Linked DNA regions of Homo sapiens: all the other regions are linked to region 3. Evidence: read pairs that join two places in POLR2A ChIA-PET (ENCODE). Cell type or tissue: MCF 10A. All regions are shown on one strand. Links, peaks and the distances in the headings refer to the core of each region. The heading gives the core; the rest is flanking DNA. Region 1 has its middle 19 kb from the start of EIF4B. Region 2 overlaps SLC4A8 (solute carrier family 4 member 8). Region 3 overlaps LOC124902934 (a long non-coding RNA gene).

What was found. Peaks named below come from ENCODE experiments on the same cell type or tissue, not always from the same donor. Only the 100,000 strongest peaks of a DNase experiment are listed, where the experiment ranks them.
Region 1: POLR2A ChIA-PET joins it to region 3 with 6 read pairs; 5 of 35 experiments call an interaction of 5 or more read pairs at or near these places.
Region 2: POLR2A ChIA-PET joins it to region 3 with 5 read pairs; 2 of 35 experiments call an interaction of 5 or more read pairs at or near these places.

What each region holds. Positions count from the first base shown.
Region 1 is chr12:52,983,841-52,990,350 of GRCh38, forward strand. No RefSeq gene overlaps it. Among named protein-coding and RNA genes, the nearest start is that of EIF4B, 19 kb to the right of the region's middle. In MCF 10A, for the core only: no CTCF peak of the experiment used is centred there; no DNase peak of the experiment used is centred there.
Region 2 is chr12:51,458,675-51,463,674 of GRCh38, forward strand. It overlaps SLC4A8 (solute carrier family 4 member 8), which reads left to right. Exons shown (of 25, transcript NM_001039960.3): 8 at 1,277-1,434; 9 at 2,530-2,617; 10 at 3,636-3,782; 11 at 4,940-5,000. Among named protein-coding and RNA genes, the nearest start is that of SLC4A8-AS1, 36 kb to the left of the region's middle. In MCF 10A, for the core only: no CTCF peak of the experiment used is centred there; no DNase peak of the experiment used is centred there.
Region 3 is chr12:52,029,293-52,035,802 of GRCh38, forward strand. It overlaps LOC124902934 (a long non-coding RNA gene), which reads left to right. Exons shown (of 2, transcript XR_007063311.1): 2 at 3,476-4,181. It also overlaps a transcript of NR4A1 not described here. Among named protein-coding and RNA genes, the nearest start is that of NR4A1, 19 kb to the right of the region's middle. RefSeq lists a silencer at 3,705-4,034. In MCF 10A, for the core only: no CTCF peak of the experiment used is centred there; a DNase peak (open chromatin) is centred at 3,789.

The sequences.
Region 1 (6,510 bases), core at 820-5,819, 950 kb after region 3:
CCAACCTCAGGTATTCTGCCCGCCTTGGCCCCCCAAAGTGCTGGGAATACAGGCATGAGCCATCGCACCAGCAGTTTTTGTATTTTAATTAGTATTATCAGTGAATTAATAATATCTGCCCTATGATTATAAAATTGAGCAGTATAAAGATATACAATGAAAAGAAAGTCTTCCTCCTACCCAGCACCCAGCCCCACAACCCACTCCAGAGGCAACCATTATTTACAGTTTTTCAACGTATAGGTGGATATCATTTTAACCTAATTTTACAAATGAGGAAACTGAGGCTTAGAGAGGTTGAGTGGCTGTCCTGAGATCACGGGCCTGATGGAGCTAACAGAGATGATATCAGATCTTGTCCTTGACACTGCATTGCCACCCTAACATCATCCTGCTTCACACATACATCCTGGGTATGCATCCTGGACTGAGAGTCCTCAGAGGGCAGGAGTTGCCCATGGAACCTGCTAGGGGCAGTAGTCAGCACTGGGCCACTGGGTGCTACAGCAGGAGGCCTGGGATCTGCACCATGATTAAGCTGCTGTGTGATGTTGAGCAAATCTCTTGATTTCCTCACTTGCCTTTCTTTCTCACTAGGCTATATTGAGATTTAAACAAGCCAAGTAGAAAGATGATTGGAGAGTAAAGATGTCATACAGATTCAAGGAGGGGTGAGGACAGATATTTAGTATAGGGTTAACTTTGTACTTTCCTTGGAGCACACGTGTCCATGTTCAGATACTTTACAGATACTTTAACTTGAGCACATGCGTCCTTGTTCAGTTCCTTGAAAAGTGTTGCTTGTTCACTGCCTTTCTTCTTTTTTTTTTTTTTTTTTTTTTGAGACAGAGTCTTGCTCTGTCACCCAGGGTGGAGTGCAGTGGCGCGACCTCAGCTCACTGCAACCTCCACCTCCTGGGTTCAAGTGATTCTCCTGCCTCAGCCTCCCAAGTAGCTGGGACTGTAGGCACGTGCCACCACACCCAGCTATTTTTTGTATTTTTAGTAGAGACGGGGGTTTTACCGTGTTAGCCAGGGTGGTCTCAATCTCCTGACCTCGTGATCCACCCGCCTCAGTCTCCCAAAGTGCTGGGATTACAGGCGTGAGCCACCGCGCCCAGTGCCTTTCTTTCTTTTTTTAGACAGGGTCTCGCTCTGTCACCCTTGCTGTAGTGCAGTGGCACAGTCACCACTCACTGCACACTTGACATCCCAGGGCCAAATGATCCTCCCACCTCAGCCTCCTGAGTAGCTGAGACTACAGGTGTGCACCACCACACCAAACTAATTTTTTATTTTTTGTAGACATGGAATCTCACCATATTTCCCAGGCTGGTCTCAAACTCCTGGGCTCAAGGGATCCTCCCCCTTGGCCTCCCAAAGCACCGGGACCACAGGCACATGCCACCATGCCTAGCTAATTTGTTTTTGTTCGTTGGTTGGTTTCTGTAGAGATTGGGATCTCACTATGGCTGGTCTCAAATTCCTGAGTTCAAACCATACTCCTGCCTTGGCCTCCAAAAGCACTGGGACTACAGGTGTGAACCACTGTGCCCGGCCTTCTGCCTCTCTTCTTTTTTGTGTGTGTATCGGGGTTTCGCTCTTGTTGCCCAAGCTGGAGTGCAATGGTACGATCTCAGCTTACTGCAACCTCGCCTCCCAGGTTCAAGCAATTCCCTGCCTCAGCCTCCCAAGTAGCTGGGATTACAGGCATGCACCACCATGCCCGGCTAATTTTATATTTTTAGTATAGACAGGGTTTCACCATGTTGGCCAGGCTGGTCTCGAACTCCTGACCTCAGGTAATCCACCCGCCTCGGCCTCCCAAAGTGCTGGGATTACAGGTGTGAACCACCGTGACTGGCCTTCTGCCTCTCTTCTTTGGAAGAGGGTTGACTTCCATTTCTCTACAAGCTTCAAGCCCAGTACAGGTAATAAGCCCATCAAATTGGCTGCACAACCACCTAGAAGGTTTGGGGCCAAGCCACATACTCAAGTAATGACACTTCTTTCAGGGAGCAGCACAGGGCTCCCAACCCATTTGGGACACAGGACAGCCGAGGCAGAAAATTCAATCGTGGTAGACAGTGTATCTCTCCAAAGAAGAAACACTTGTCTTCTGCCTCCAGCTGACATTCTGTGACTGCACAGACAGCACTATGTCAATTTAGCTATTACTACATAAAAAACCACTCCAAGACTTAGAGGCTTAAAACAATAATTAGCTCACAACTCTGCAATTTTAGCTGGGCTCAGCTGAGCAGTTCTGTTCATCTCACTTTGAGTTGCTTAAGTGGCTACAGTCATATGGATCAGGATGGTCTATGATGGCCTCACTCACATAACTGGCAGTTAGCTGGGATTCTCAGCCAAAGCACCTCACTTCTCCTGCCTGTGGCTCTCCAGCAGAATAGCCTGGGTTCCTTGCCTGGTATCAGCAGGTTCCAAGAGAGTAAAAGTGGAAGTCACAAAATCTTCCAAAGTCTAGGCTCCAGAAGTCACATATTGTCACTTCTGACACATTTGTTAGCCAAAGCAAGTCACAAGGCAATGCCAAATTCAAAAAGTAGGAAATAGACTCTACCTTTTGATGAAGGCACTGCAAAATATTTTGGTCATGCTTTTCAATCCATCACACACTTTCTAATCCATCATTCAATAATTCTCCAATCAAGCAGCCTGTACTTATTGAATACCTAACATACCTAATACCTAAATATTGTGCTAGATGGCAAAATACAAAAGAATGCTAAGACCAAGTCTTTGCTGGAAAAATTTTAAAAGATCTTAAAATGAGCTAAAGATTACTGGGTACCTTTTTAGTGGAATGCTGGGCTTTGTATAGAGAACTTTCAGTGTTATTTGATTTTGTAGTGGTCTGTGTCTTTGTGTTTTTTTGTTGTTTCTTTCTCATTTTATAAAAATAGTTTGTTTCAAAGACTCAATTGTCCTTCAACTTCTTTTTTTTTTTTCTTTTTTCTTTTTCAGACGGAGTTTTACTCTTGTTACCCAGGCTGCAGTGCAATGGCGTGGTCTAGGCTCACTGCAACCTCCACCTCCCAGGTTCAAGAGATTCTCCTGCCTCAGCCTCCCAAGTAGCTGGGATTACAGGCGCCCATCACCATGCCTGGCTAATTTTTGTATTTTTAGTAGAGACAGGGTTTCACCATGTTGGCCAGGCTGGTCTCGAACTCCTGACCTCAGGTGATCTGCTCACCTTGGCCTCCCAAAGTACTAGGATTACAGGCATGAGCCACTGCACCCAGCCCCTTCAACTTCTTATTTTTGGATATACCAAGAATATAATCAATGTGCTCAATATAATTTTTGACTGCTTTTGACTAGACTCTTATAGCTCTGTAAGTTTAAAAAAAAAAAAAACTGATGGTAGGCCAGGTGCAGTGGCTCATGCCTATAATCCCAGCATTTTGGGAGGCTGAGGCGGGTGGATCACCTGAGGTCAGGAGTTCAAGACCAGCCTGGCCAACATGGTGAAACCCCATCTCTACTAAAAATACAAAAATTAGCTGGGCGTGGAGATGCACAGCTGTAACCCCACTTACTCAGGAGGCTGAGGCAGGAGAATCGCTTGAACCCAGCAGGCAGAGGGTGCAGTGAGCCAAGATTGCACCACTGCACTCTAGCCTGGGCGACAGAGCAAGACTCTGTCTCAAATTAAAAAAAAAAAAAAAAATTAGCTGGGCATGGTGGCAGATGCCTGTAATCCCAGCTACTTGGGAGGCTGAAGCAGGAGAGTTGCTTGAACCCGGGAGGCGGAGGTTGTAGTGAGCCGAGATCGTGCCCCTACACTCCAGTCTGGGTGACAGAGTGAGACTCCATCTCAGGAAAAAAAAAAAAAAAAAAAAAAAGAAAGAGAAGAAAGAAAGGGAGGAAGGAAGGAAAGAAAAAGGGAAAGAAAAAAAGAAAGAAAGAAATGTTTGTAGGTTGGGCGCAGTGGCTCACGCCTGTAATCCCAGCACTTTGGGAGGCCATGGTGGGCAGATCATGAGGTCAGGAGTTCGAGACCAGCCTGGCCAACATGGTGAAACCCCGTCTCTACTAAAACTACAAAAATTAGCCAGGTGTGGTGGCGGGTGCCTGTAGTCCCAGCTACCCGGGAGGCTGAGGCAGGAGAATCGCTTGAACCCAGGAGGCGGAGGTTGCAGTGAGCCAAGATCGTGCCACTGCACTCCGGCCTGGGCAACAGAGCGAGACTCCATCAAAAAAAAATACAAAAATACAAAAATTAGCTAAGCATGGTGGTACATGCCTGTAATCCCAGCTACTTGGGAGACTGAGGCAGGAGAATTACTTGAACCCAGGAAGCGGAGGTTGCAGTGAGCTGAGATCATGCCATTGCACTCCAGCCTGGGTGACAAGAGCGAAACTGTGTCTCAGAAAAAAAAAAAGAAAGAAAGAGATGTTTGTTGTTGGCCGGGCGCGGTGGCTCACGCCTGTAATCCCAGCACTTTTGGAGGCCGAGGTGAGTGGATCACCTGAGATCACCTGAGGTCAGGAGTTCGAGAGTAGCCTGGCAAACCTGGTGAAACCCCGTCTAAAAATATAAAAATGAGCCAGGTGTGGTGGTGGGTCCCTGTAGTCCCAGCTACTCCGGAGGGCTGAGGCAGGAGAATTGCTTGAACCTGGGAAGTGGAGGTTGCAGTGAGTCGAGATTGCACCAGCCACTGCACTCCAGCCTGGGCGACAGAGTGAGACTCCGTCTCAAAAACAAAAAAGAAATGTTTGTTGTTTAAGCCACCCTGTCTATAGTAATTTGTTACAGCAGAACTGACTAAGACAGACACAAGATCAAGGTGGGAGAAAGTGTAACTTGACCCAGCTCTGTGATGAGTTTATCCATAGCTCCTTCCTCTATTACATTTACCTTTGATTTGTCTATTAGATAATACTCCACTATTTATATATTCATTACTCATTTATCCACAGATATACAATAAAAACATTAATCAGGTGAATTACTTTCTTATCAATACCTGCCAAGAAAATACAACTAACTATAAATTTGTAATAAACTCCCAAGGGGCAGAGGTTGGGTTTTTAGTTGCTTCTCAAACATACCCCATCATTCAAAAGTCTGAACTGGAAAGTAAGAAGGAAAAGAAGGAGAACTTTAGTATGCTAGTGTCAAACAAGCCTGTCCTAATAAGCAACCCCAAACTGCTCTCCTGTCTGGGTCCAGAATTGGGTTTGGTTTTGAAATACCACGTGGGAAATTTCTAGCCAAAGTCCTCACCAGTTCCTCCTTTGACTAACAATCTCCAACCCAGGAAGTGGGAACTACAGAGTCTTTGGTAGAGGTGGTTGGATTTACTCAAGAAAAAGCCCCACCTGAACTCCCCAAGCAGAAATCTTCATTAGAAAAATAAACAAAACGACCGGGCGTGGTGGCTCATGCCTGTAATCCCAGCACTCTGGGAGGCCGAGGCAGGCGGATCACGAAGTCAAGAGATCGAGACCATCCTGGCCAACATGGTGAAACCCCATCTCCACTAAGAATACAAAAATTAGCTGGGCGTGGTGGCACACGCCTGTAGTTCCAGCTACTCAGGAGGCTGAGGCAGGAGAATTGCTTGAACCCGGGAGGCAGAGGTTGCAGTGAGCTGAGATCACACCACTGCACTCCAGCCCAGTGACAGAGCAAGACTCTGTCTCAAAAAAAAAAAAAAAAGTAGAAGAACATTAAAAAAACAGGTTTAGGCTGGGTGCAGTGGCTCACACCTGTAATCCCAGCACTCTGAGAGACCAAGGCAGAAGGATCACTTGAGGCCAGGAGTTTGAGATCAGCCTGGGCAACATAGCAAGACACCCATCTATACAAAAAATTTTAGAAGTTAACTGGGTGTGGTGGTGCATGCCTGTAGTCCAGCTACTCAGGAGGCTGAGGCAGGAGGATTGCTTGAGCCCAGGAGTTCAAGGTTGCAGTAAGCCATGATTGCACCACTGCACCCTAGTGTGGGCAACAGAGCAAGACTCTGACTCTAAAAAACAACAAAAACTGCTGGACGTGGTGGCTCATGCCTGTAATCCCAGCACTTTAGGAGGACGAGGTAAGTGGATCACCTGAGGTCAGGAGTTTGTGACCAGCCTGACCAACATGGCGAAACCCCATTGCTACTAGAAATACAAAAATTAGCCAGGCATGGTGGTACACACCTGTAGTCTCAGCTACTCAGGAGGCTGAGGCAGGAGAATTGCTTGAACCCAGGAGGTGGAGGTTGCAGTGAGCCAAGGTCGCACCACTTCACCTCAGCCTGGGCAACAGAGCGAGACTCCGTCTCAAAAAAAAAACACACACACACACACACACAAAAACAAACAACAAAAAAAAACCAAAACAGAAATGAGGTTTACATGTTACAAGGCCCTGAAGAAGAGGAAAAAAACTGTGTATAAAATACCACCTGGATAAAATAAGCCAAATACACAACTAAATGGGAGACCAGGCCAACAGGATGTCTTGGGAAGATGTCTTGAAGTAGGAGGGGCTTC
Region 2 (5,000 bases), core at 1-5,000, 570 kb before region 3:
CTTCAAGGCCTAAGGTTCCTTTTAGTGGAATCCAGAGTTTAATTGCTGGAATCTGGGTAAGGTTTAGTGTTTCAAGACTCTTTCCCTAAGACTAGAGCCCTTTCTGCATAAAAGGGGGCCCATCTCTGCATGTCTTTTCCCTTCTCCTTCAGCCTGGATGAAGCTGACTCAACAGTTTCTTTCTCCAGATTCAACATACTGAAAACTGGGACTAGCTGCTTAGAATCTTCCCTAAAACAGATCTCTTGATTTTTCAATTATTTTTTTGGTACCTGCTCTCCAGCAGTTCCTTCTCACCCCCAGGGGTTTTGCCAAAACAATATTTTGGATATCTATTTAGAGACAGATGTCTCCTAAAACTAACTCTTGGTTGAAGCTCTCCTTGAGGACTGTGACTTTGGTATCTGAGGCCTTCTGTAGCAGCAGTGTCTCACTGCAGCTTATGGTCCAAGCCTTGGTCTCCCTGCCTCCAGCCTCTCCTTGCTCTGGTCTATCTTTGACACTGTGTTTCTAAAACACAGATAGTGTCATATCACTTCCTCTGCTCATAAGGCTTCCCATTTTATTTGGAAAACCTGAAACCCCCGACAAAACATTTGAGTGTTTAAAAAGGGAAAGAATGTGACCCAGAGCTTCAGAAACATTTCTCTTGGAGGAAGCTTGGGGGAATGGGATTGAAATCAGAATACCTGATTTTAAAATCCGAACCTATACCTTAAAAGCTCTGTGGTCCCGGGCAAGTCAACTTCACCTCTCTGGGTTTCAAATACTTCATTTTTTTTTTTTCTTTAAGTGGGACGAATACAATCTGTCATATCCTCCTTCTGGGGTTTTTGTAAGGATCAAATAAAATAAGAAAACATTTGCTAACCATAAAATGACATATGAGTGTAAGATATATTTTAGGTGATGGGGCCAGGTGCAGTGGCTAACGCCTGTAATCTCAGCACTTTTGGAGGCTGAGGCGGGTGGATCACATGAGGCCAGGAGTTTGAGACTAGACTGGCGAAAATGGCAAGACCCCATCTCTACTAAAAATACAGAAAAATTAGCTGGACATGGTGGTGCATGCCTGTAATTCCAGCTACTAGGGAGCCTGAAACACAAGAATTGCTTGAACCTGGCAGCAGAGAGCTGTGAGCTGAGATTGCGCCACTGCACTCCAGAGTGGGTGATGTAGTGAGACTCTGTCTCAAAAAAAAGTAAATAAAAAATTTAAAAACGATATTTAAGGTGGTGGTTCCCAAGTTGTCAGATGTTTCTTTTGGACTTTCAGGTAGACCTTCATTTCATGAAAAAAATTCCTACTGGGGCCGAGGCCTCCAATGTCCTGGTTGGAGAGGTGGATATTTTGGACCGTCCCATTGTTGCCTTTGTGAGGCTGTCTCCAGCTGTTCTTCTCTCAGGCCTAACAGAAGTGCCAATCCCAACAAGGTAAAGGCAAAGATAAAACTCATGCATTCTATCCAAAATTCAAATTTATGTAGTGCTGGTAGAAGAAACCACTTAATACTGAAATTTAGAATTAATTAATTTTAGGAATGGTGTTTACAATTCAGCAGAAAAGCCAGATGTGCTGGTGTGTGCCTCTAATTCCAGCTACTAGAGAGGCTGAGGTGGGGGATTACTTGAGCCCAGGAGTTTGAGCCTGCAGTGAGCTAGAATCCTAGGATAGCACCATGGCACCCCAGTGTGGGTGACAGAGTGAGACCCTGTCTTTTTTAAAAAAAAAATCAGCAGTAATCTCAGAAAATTGAGGTATATTTGATTAACCACCATGAAGAGGAATTCTGAGATTTATTTCTAAGGCTATGACTGCACAGTATCTATAGCCTTGGAAATAGAGAATTGAAGACCATTCAAAGGACATAGCAAGGGCCAATAACTTGTTAAAATAGGAAGCCAAGTCTTATCTTCTCAGTTCTGTAGAGCCATATTCCAGGGGAACGTCTCTGAATAAAGGTATTTGTTTCCCTTTGCACAATTCTGGCATGGTTTGTATGGTTTGCAGATATGCAAACATTTGTTCAAAAGGCTATTCATGCGCTCTGAAGGTGGTGATGCTGGTGATTCAGAGCCCTGCTACTTACAGAGAGTATTCAGATGTCCAGAACACATTTAGACTCCTCTGTAAGGCTTGATCATTTCAACTTCCTTATCCCTCTCCTCTCCCCATCATTTTCTGATTAGAACAATAAGTGGAATTCAGACAACCTTGAATTTGCACCACAGTGCCATGTTTTGAAAAAGCATCTTTTCTACAGCTAGGAATTGTGTCTATGGAAACCCTAAGAAATGTAATCACATTATTGAATGATGCCGCACAATAGCTTCCAATGCCCATAGTGGAGCTATTATTAGGTCAAGGCAACTCAAAGTGCTCCTTCATTACTGTCTTCTTTTTTTTTTTTGAAGGTACAGTGATGATTTATGTACGATAAGAGAGAGAAATCTTATACTGTTTAGAGAGGACTAATGGCACTTCTTTATATTTACTTACATAATTTCCTCCTCTGTGTGTTTTGCCAGATTTTTGTTTATCTTATTGGGTCCAGTAGGGAAAGGTCAGCAGTACCATGAGATTGGCAGATCCATGGCCACCATCATGACAGATGAGGTATGTGCAACTTTTGCTTCAGTCTTCCATCTCATAAATATTTATTGAATATTTACTCTGTGCCAGGCAATATGCTAGTTATTGGGGATAAAATACTTTCCATTGCAATATCTGCTGGGAAGTAGTTCAGGGTACTTCTCTGAGAGCCCAGTGTGGAAGGACCAAGCTCTAGAGGATTTTTCTTCCTATGTTATCTCTCCTTTTTTGAGTAATCAAGAATGCAGAGAAATCTTTTTCTGGGGAAACTATTATTGCCAAGTAGGATATATAGAGAAATATATTAAGGTTGGCTTAACTTTCAAGAGAAGATGGTTAATTAAATACATTCAAGCTATTTACATAAAGAAACCTCACTCCTGTTCCACTAAATGAGACCAGTTTGTATAAGGTCATGGGTGTGACCTCAGGCAGTGTAGTGTGAATGTCTTGACTAGTCTGTACCAAAACAACCAGATATTTTGACATTTTGACATTGAACCCACAGTGCATACTCTGGTAAGGACTGCACTGCTCGGTAAGCTGCAAAGTAGGGCTTTCAAGGCATATGCCTTAGGCGGCAGAGGGAGGTGTGGCCTGTTTTTTATCAGCTTTCTTTGATTGAGAGGCTTAATTCAGGAAGGACCTTCATTAGTAATTCCATCCAGTGTTTCCAACCTTTAAGATCAAGAAAATTTCCCTCTCAACGTGGGAAAGCTGATTAAAATTTTTTTTTTCATATATCTTGCCTTTCCTTCCATCCTTTGTGGAGATAACATAATTGTACAACTTTAGACTCATGTCTTATCTCTTCTTATACTAGCAGACATGTATTTAGTTCTTTTAATGCATCTCATTTCCACGCTTGTTTTTTAAATCCTTTTATCCTTGCACTTCTCTAAGTGCTAAAGTTTTCTGCATCTCAGATCCCCGTGACAGAGATAAAAATCAACAGGTTGTATTCATTTTTCACCATATCCATTGGTGATTGTTTCATGTAAAGTTACTTTTAACTTTCCTGAGGGTTTTCTCTTCTCTGTAGATTTTTCATGACGTAGCATATAAGGCAAAAGAGCGAGATGATCTCCTGGCGGGGATTGATGAGTTCCTAGACCAGGTGACGGTGCTCCCTCCAGGAGAGTGGGATCCCTCCATTAGAATTGAGCCACCCAAAAATGTCCCTTCCCAGGTAATGTATGCACATCAGCCAATGTGGCTATTGTCACTTACTGACTGCCCACCATGGACAAAGCAAAGACCATGTGGGTATATGCTAAATATATCAAGATGCAGCTCTGTTTTGGTGCACCTAGAATATCAAAACAATAATAAAAATGAATCTGGGCTGGGTGTGGTGGCTCACACCTGTAATCTCAGCACTTTGGGACGCCGAGGCAGGTAGATCACCTGAGGTCAGGAGTTTGAGACCAGCCTGGCCAACATGGTGAAACCCCATCTCTACTAAAAATACAAAAATTAGCTGGGCGTGGTGGTGGGTGCCTATAATCCCAGCTACTTGGGAGGCTGAGGCAGGAGAATCGCTTGAACCCGGGAGGCGGAGGATGTAGTAAGCTGAGATGGTGTCACTGCATTCCAGCTTGGGTGACAGAGCGAGACTCCACCTCAAAAAAAAAAAAAAAAAGAATTTGCATAGCATAAATTGGCTCAGGTGTGATGGGGTCAGTCAGGATTACCTGGGAATGAATTTTAAGCCAAATTTTGAAGGAATAATGTGAAATAGAAGAGAGAAGGGAGAACATTTCTTGTGACTACATTGTATACAAGTCATCAAATGAAAAAAGCAAGTTGTATAGAGAGAGCAGATAGAATGTCTGATATTTTTCTGACATATTAGAGATGGGAAAGGAACTCCTACTGTGTATTAGACAGCAGCCAGGTGCTTTATATATGCAAATTCAGCCTTCCCAGGAACATCCCTCAAAAGATATTGTTATCTCTAGTTTTACAAAATGAGGAATAAAACTGTCTTCTAGGGCAAGATTTTAAGGTAAAGTAAGATTACACAGAGGCAGATATGAAACTGGAACTTAGGTCATATCTAATGCCAAAGCCCCATTTTTCTCTTTCTAGGCAAGGCTTAGTTAGGAGTCAGGTACTATGGAACAGGAAGAGAAATTATGGGGTGTGTGTGTGTGTGTGTGTGTGTGTGTGTGTGTGTGTGTTTCGGTAAAGTCAATAAACTGCATCAAGTCAGTAAGTGTATTTGAAAGCTACAAACACGGGCATTTTTGGTTGCTTTTGGGTTATCCCATTCCCACTCCCTGCTGATAGCAGGACGAAAAGATAGATGTTACCTTTACTAATTTTGTGGTCTTCTGTTAAAAGGAGAAAAGGAAAATGCCTGGAGTTCCAAATGGAAATGTTTGCCACATAGAACAGGAACCAC
Region 3 (6,510 bases), core at 918-5,917:
CTGTGCCCAGACCCTGCCCATGACTTTGCACCCTCCTTGTGTGCCTGTGGGTCCTGCAGTTCTGAGCCCATGGCCAAGGCACAGGGGAAACAGGCCCCTAATGTACTCCAGAGACGGCCGGTGTGGTGGCCCACACCTGTAATCCAACATTTTGGGAGGCTGAGGTGGGTGGATTGCTTGAGCTCAGGAGTTTGAGACCAGCCTGGGCAACAGAGTGAAACCCCGTCTCTACAAAACATACAAAAATTAGCCAGGCATGGTGGCATACACCTGTAGTCCCAGCTACTTGGGAGGCAAAAGTGGGAGGATCACTTGAGCCAGGGAGGCTGAGGCTGCAATGAGCTATGGTTGCATCACTGCATTCAAGCCTGGGCAACAGAATGAGACCCTGTCTCAAAAAACAAAAACCACACACACACAAGACAGAACACCAGAGAGCTAAGGAATACCTACCCCTCTGCCATATAAACCTGTGTGGGGAAGGGCTTGGCTTCCTTCAGTTCCCTCCCGCCTGCCTCATGTCTCTCCAGGCACTCTCCCTTGAGGGTTGTCACCGGTAACCAGAGCTGGCTCCCCTGGTGAGAGCAGGAGCAGCGTTACTTAGCAACAGGCACAGCACACAAAATCCAGCTAATCTGGGCTGCCCCAGTGGCCAGCCCTCCTACAGCCCTCAGGGCGGTGGCTGCTGGCCAGCAGCACACCCCTAGAAGTGGACACTTATAAACTTCTGCATCTTTCTACCCCAGCAAACCCTAAGTTCCAGCTTGGGCAAGAAGGACTCTTGCACACAAAGGCACAAAGACATGGGCAGGGTGTGGGCACAGGCAAGGTCTTCAGGGAATGCTGCTGCAGGGGCATTTTCTCCGCCCTCCCTGTCCCTCTCCCCTTCCTTAGGCCCTGTCTCCCTTCACAGTATCTACAGAACTCTCTGAGGCGGGGGTCCCAGCTCTGCAGCAAGCCATGAAATGAAGGGCAAATCCCTTCACCTCTGGGTAGCTCAACTTCTCTGGGAAGCAATAACATAGCAGCTCAGTGTAAGGACTTTGAGGCCACACTGGTCTGGATGCAAATCCATGCTCTGCTACTTCTCAGCTGTGTGACACTGGACATGTTTACTTAACCTTTTATTTATTTTTTATTTTGTATTATTTTTTGAGACGGAGTCTTGCTCTGCTGCCCAGGTTGGAGTGTAGTGGTGCAATCTTCGCTAACTGCAACCTCCACCTCTCAGGTTCAAGTGGTTCTCCTGCCTCAGCCTCCTGAGTAGCTGGGATTACAGGCATAGGCCACCATGCTGGGCTAATTTTTGTATTTTTAGTAGAGACGGGGTTTCATTATGTTGGCCAGTCTGGTCTCGAACTCCTGACCTCATGTGATCCGCCTGCCTTGGCCTCCCAAAGTGCTGGGATTACAGGCGCGAGCCACCACACCTGGCCTACTTAACCTTTTAGAGCCTCAGTTTCCTCAATACTAAAATAGTGCCCACCTTAGATGGCTGCTGAAAGAAGAGACAAAGGAAAAAAGTCATCGGCACAGAGTCTGGCACAAGGGCCTGTGGATTGGGCTGAGTGCTCCTCTCGCGCATCCCCAGCTCTGTCCCCCTTAGTCACTGGCCTCCAGCCACTTGCCTTACTCTGCTGCTCTAACAAGCTGGCACTCTTTCATTACTGTTTCCTCTCCCTGCAACTTATCCCTTTCCCCTAACTCTCCACCGACAAACTCCCCTCAGTTTATTTATTTTGAGATAGGGTCTCACTCTGTCGCCCAGGCTGGAGTGCAGTGGTGCTGTCACAGCTCGCTACAGCCTCAGACTCCTGGGCTCAAGTGATTCTCTCACCTCCGCCCTGAAGTAGCTGGGACCATAGTCCCGTAACACCAAGCAGGCTATTTTTTAATTATTATTATTACTTTTAGTAGAAACAAAGTCTCCCTTACGTTGCCCAGGCTGGTCTCAAACTCCTGAGCTCAAATGATCCTCCCATCTCGGCCTCCCAAAGTGCTGAGATTACAGGCATGAGCCTCCAGTGGTGCCCAGCCTTCCCTCAGTTTAAAAGCTACTTCCCGCCAGGCACAGTGGCTCACGCCTGTAATCTCAACACTTTGGGAGGCCGAGGCGGGCAGATCACATGAGGTCAGGAGTGTGAGACCAGCCTGGCCCACATGGTGAAACCCCATCTCTACTAAAAATACAAAAATTAGCCAGGTTTGGTGGCATGCGCCTGTAATCCCAGCTACTCATGAGGCTGAGGTAGGAGAATGGCTTGAACCTGGGAGGCAGAGGTTGCAGTGAGCCGAGATCATGCTACTGCACTCCAGCCTGGGTGACAGAGTGAGACTCCGTCTCAAAACAAACAAACAAACAAATAAAAAAGCTACTTCCTTGGAGAAGCTTTCTCTTATCCATCCCTTGCGAAAATTACAGCTGCCTGTTAAATATCTCACTGACATCCTCCATTTCATTTTCTCTTTATGGTTGTGATGGTTAATTTTTTTTTTTTTTTTTTTGAGACGGAGTCTCGCTCTGTTGCCCAGGCTGGAGCGCAGTGACGCAATCTCAGCTCACTGCAACCTTCGGCTCACTGCAATTTCCGTCTCCTGGGTTCAAGCAATTCTCCTACCTCAGCCTCCGGAGTAGCTGGGATTACAGGTGCCCGCCACCACGCCCAGCTAATTTTGTATTTTTAGTAGAGACGGGGTTTCACCATGTTGGTCAGGCAGGTCTGGAACTCCCGGCCTCAAGTGATCCGCCCGCCTCGGCCTCCCAAAGTGCTGGGATTACAGGCTTGAGCCACCGTGATGGTTAATTTTAAGTGTCAACTTGACTGGGCTAAGGGATGCTCAAATAGCTGGTAAAATGTTATTTCTAGGTGTATTTGTGAGGCTGTTTCTGGAAGAGATTAGTATTTGAATCAGTAGACTGAGTAAAGAAGACCGCCCTCACCGCTATGGGCAGGCATAATTTAATCTGTTAAGGACCTGAATAGAATAAAAAGGCAGAGGAAGGGCAAATTTGCTCTTCTTTGAGGTGGGACACCATATTTTCCCTGCTTCAGACATCCATGCTCTGATTCTTGCACCTTCAGACGCGGACTGGAACTACTCCAGCTTGCGGAGGGCAGATCCTGGGTACTTCTCAGCGTCCATAATCATGGGAGCTAATGCCTCATAATAAATCTTTTTCTATATCTCTGTATATCCATCCTATTGGTTCTGTTTCTCTGGAGAACGCTGGCTAACACCATGGCACTTACTGCTTATGTGCAAGATTGTTGAACATTCATCTCTCCTACTTGGCTGTCAGCCCGGGGACAGGAGCTGTGTCTGTTTTGTTCTGTGCTGTGCTGTGTTTCCAGTGAGAGGGCTGGCCTAGGTGTTTCTCCGAAGTATGTTCCAGCTTTCGGTACCTCTTTATTTCTTATTTCTTCCTTCCCCTGCTCTCCAAGTTGACCTAAATAGTTTTTGCACCTTTTCTTAGGTTCACTGAATCTCCAAGCAGCGAGGTGTATCTGGAAAGACAGCTCAAGAATTAAGGGTGCTCACCCTTAATTACACTCCATTTTCCTCAGGACAGGCTGGAACAGATTTGGGATGGCGAGCCCCCAAACCAGCACTCTACAGATTTCGGGACCCCTCTTAACTCATTTCCCCCATCCTCCCAATGACGTCTATTCGCCTGCAGCAGACCCGAAGGAAGCTTCGGCTCAATGGTTCATTTGCATGCGCCCGTGCTATTGGTCGGAGGGGCGGCACCGTAGCCAATGGTGTGCAGGGGTGTTGACCGAGCCGCAGCTCTGCGCCGCCGGGTGAGGTAATGGAATCCTGGCTGGACCTGCTGCGGCTCCCTCCGGACTGGCTAGTGACGTAGCGGCTTCCCCGGCCCCACCCCGCCCAGCCCGGCCGCCCCCGGGAGCGCAGCTGGGGCTCGGCCCTGTTCCTTCCGGCCCGGCGTTCCGGTCGCGGGCCCCTCAGGGAGGACCCGCCGGGCCAGATCCCATCTCTGGCGACGCGGAGAAAAATCTGGAAGCCGTCGTCGGAGGATGACCAAATCCTCGCTCCTCTGGGAGTGCGATTACGGGCCTCTCACTTCGTAAATCACGCAGGCCTGAAACGCTCACATTTGTTTACCACGAGCATGTTTGATTTTGTAATTTAACAAATAAAATTGCAGAGGATTTTTAAGAGCCCTGGCCTGGATTTAGGGGAAATCTCGCATTAATTCCAGCTCTGCCATTTCCGGTCTGGAGACCTTGGCCACTTTCTCTTGGGGCCCTGACGCCTTCCATGGCAACTAAGTAGAGCAAACGTGGAAGTGCTTCGAAAACACCAAGTGGGGTCTCCTCATCCTTATGCAATCTGGAGAGTGTAACCCCATCTGGGCGGTGTCTCTGGACAGCCCCTGAGCCCTGAGACAGCCCCAGGAAGACCCGTCTTTGTGTCTCTATTTTTTCGGCCCTTAAATTGCTCTTAAGCCTGGGGAGAGGTCGGGGGACCCCGGCCAGGTAGTTCTTGATCCTCAAGAAGAGGAAGGAAACCATGAAGGGAATCCCTTCCACAGCCCCTCTCCTTATTCAGGGCCAGGGCCTGAGCAGGGGAGCCCCTTCTCTGCCCAAATGCCCTAGGGAACCCCCTTGACATCCTTTTACCCCCGCCCCCGAGGGCCAGGATGGAGGTGGAGTGGAAGGGTGTCTCCTAGGTGGGGTGGAGTTTCAGATGCTGTGAGATGGAAGGGCACCTGGGGAGGGCCACTGAGAGTCTGGCTTATGGTCCTGGGTCCTGTGGCTTACCTTGGCCCACTACTTCCCACCCTCAGGATCTCAGCCCTGCCCTGCCGCATACCTAAGGTTTGGGGGCAGCCTCTCTCCTCCATGGAGTGCCTTTTCTCTATACCCTGCCTGGTCCTGTCTCTTCTTTCACACTGGGCCCTACATTCTCTTCCTCCAGGGAGGCCTCTTGAGACTAGTCCTCTAGATTCTACCCCAATGCCAGCTCAAGGCTTCTTGGAGGCCACTTCTTGGATGTCCTGGCAATGTTTCCATACCTATTCTTGTGTCCTGCCTCCCCATCAGACTAGGAGCCAGCTTTCTGTGTAGGAGCTTGTCCTCTAGGAACCTCCCACAATGTGGGGCGTCACTGGCCATGGTGGCCTGTCTCCCCTCTGCTCCGACTCCCTGGGCCATGCACGTTGTTCACCTTTTCTCTCCTCACCTTTCCTATCTGCAATAGGGGCTGTGAAGCAGTGCCTGTAGAAAGGAGAGGAATTAGATATGAAGGAACAAGAGGCTGGGTAGAAAGAGCACTGGCCTGGGAGTCAGAAGACCAGGGCTATGGAGACAGAAGACCAGGGCTATGGTTCTGGCTGGGCAACTCACTAGCTGAGTGACCTGGATCAGGGAGACAACAACAGGGCAGACGTTTACTGGACATTTGTAATGACTAAGAAGCGACATTGCTCCTATCTGTGCAGCCCCCACGGCCCCCAGTATTCCCAATAAACATACTGGCTGGGCAAAGCTAGGGTAAGCACCTTGGATGTACAGCTTCAAGACAAGGTCCCAAGTCCTCCAAGTCCTCCTGTATGGAAATGGCAGATCTGCCATGATGTGCCAGACTCCGCTTCATGCTTTATGTCTGCTCTCAAAGAGGCACTCTCATGGCAACCCTGTGAGATAGGTTTCTTATCATCTTTGTGTTTGAGGTGAGGAAACTGAAGCCCAGAGAGGGCAAGTAACTTCCCTGGAGTCATGCAGCTGGTAAGAGGTAGAGCCTCTTGTGGGTTAGGGAAATGAGACTCCTAGGGCAGAGCAGGGAGGAGAACTAACTCTGAGTGCCTGCTGTGTACAAGGTACCTCCACATCTGTTCAGTCCTCCGACAACCAGTGTCCATCCCAGACCTCTAGAGACTGCTTCTTCCACCATCTCACGCCGCCTCCACATGCCACCCAAAGCGTGCGTGTTCTGGCATTCCACATTTTAGAATATGTTTTATTTGATTATAAATAGGAGAATATATAATAAAGACAAGTTATGCTAAAAGTATTTATGGAAAGGAGAGACCTCTGTGGGCTGGAAGCCTTCATGGAAAAACTGGTAACTGAGCCCTTTTTTTCCCTTCCTGTCTAAATAAATGTATTTCTCCCACACAGGCAAATATTTTAAAATGTATTTCAAAAGTTAGACTTCTGGAAAAAGAAAGGAAAAGAGGGGGTGGGGTAGCTGCTCCTCTAAGAAGCCCATGTGAAAGAAGCTGCTGGGGTAGGAAACAGGAGGGCACAGGGTGAGTGAGGAAAAGTCAGTCCCTTTCCCCCACCCCAACGCCTTGTCATTTTTGAAGCCTCAGTTTCTTTATCTGCAAATTGACCTAATACTTGAACCTGGGAGAGAAATGTACAGGTTCTTGGGATGTGATTTTGAGAGACAAACTCTGCAGAGGTTCTTGGAATCATTATGAAGAATGAGAGAAAGGGAATTCTGAGTTGCGCCAAGAGTTTAGGATTTGTCCAGCAAAGGATT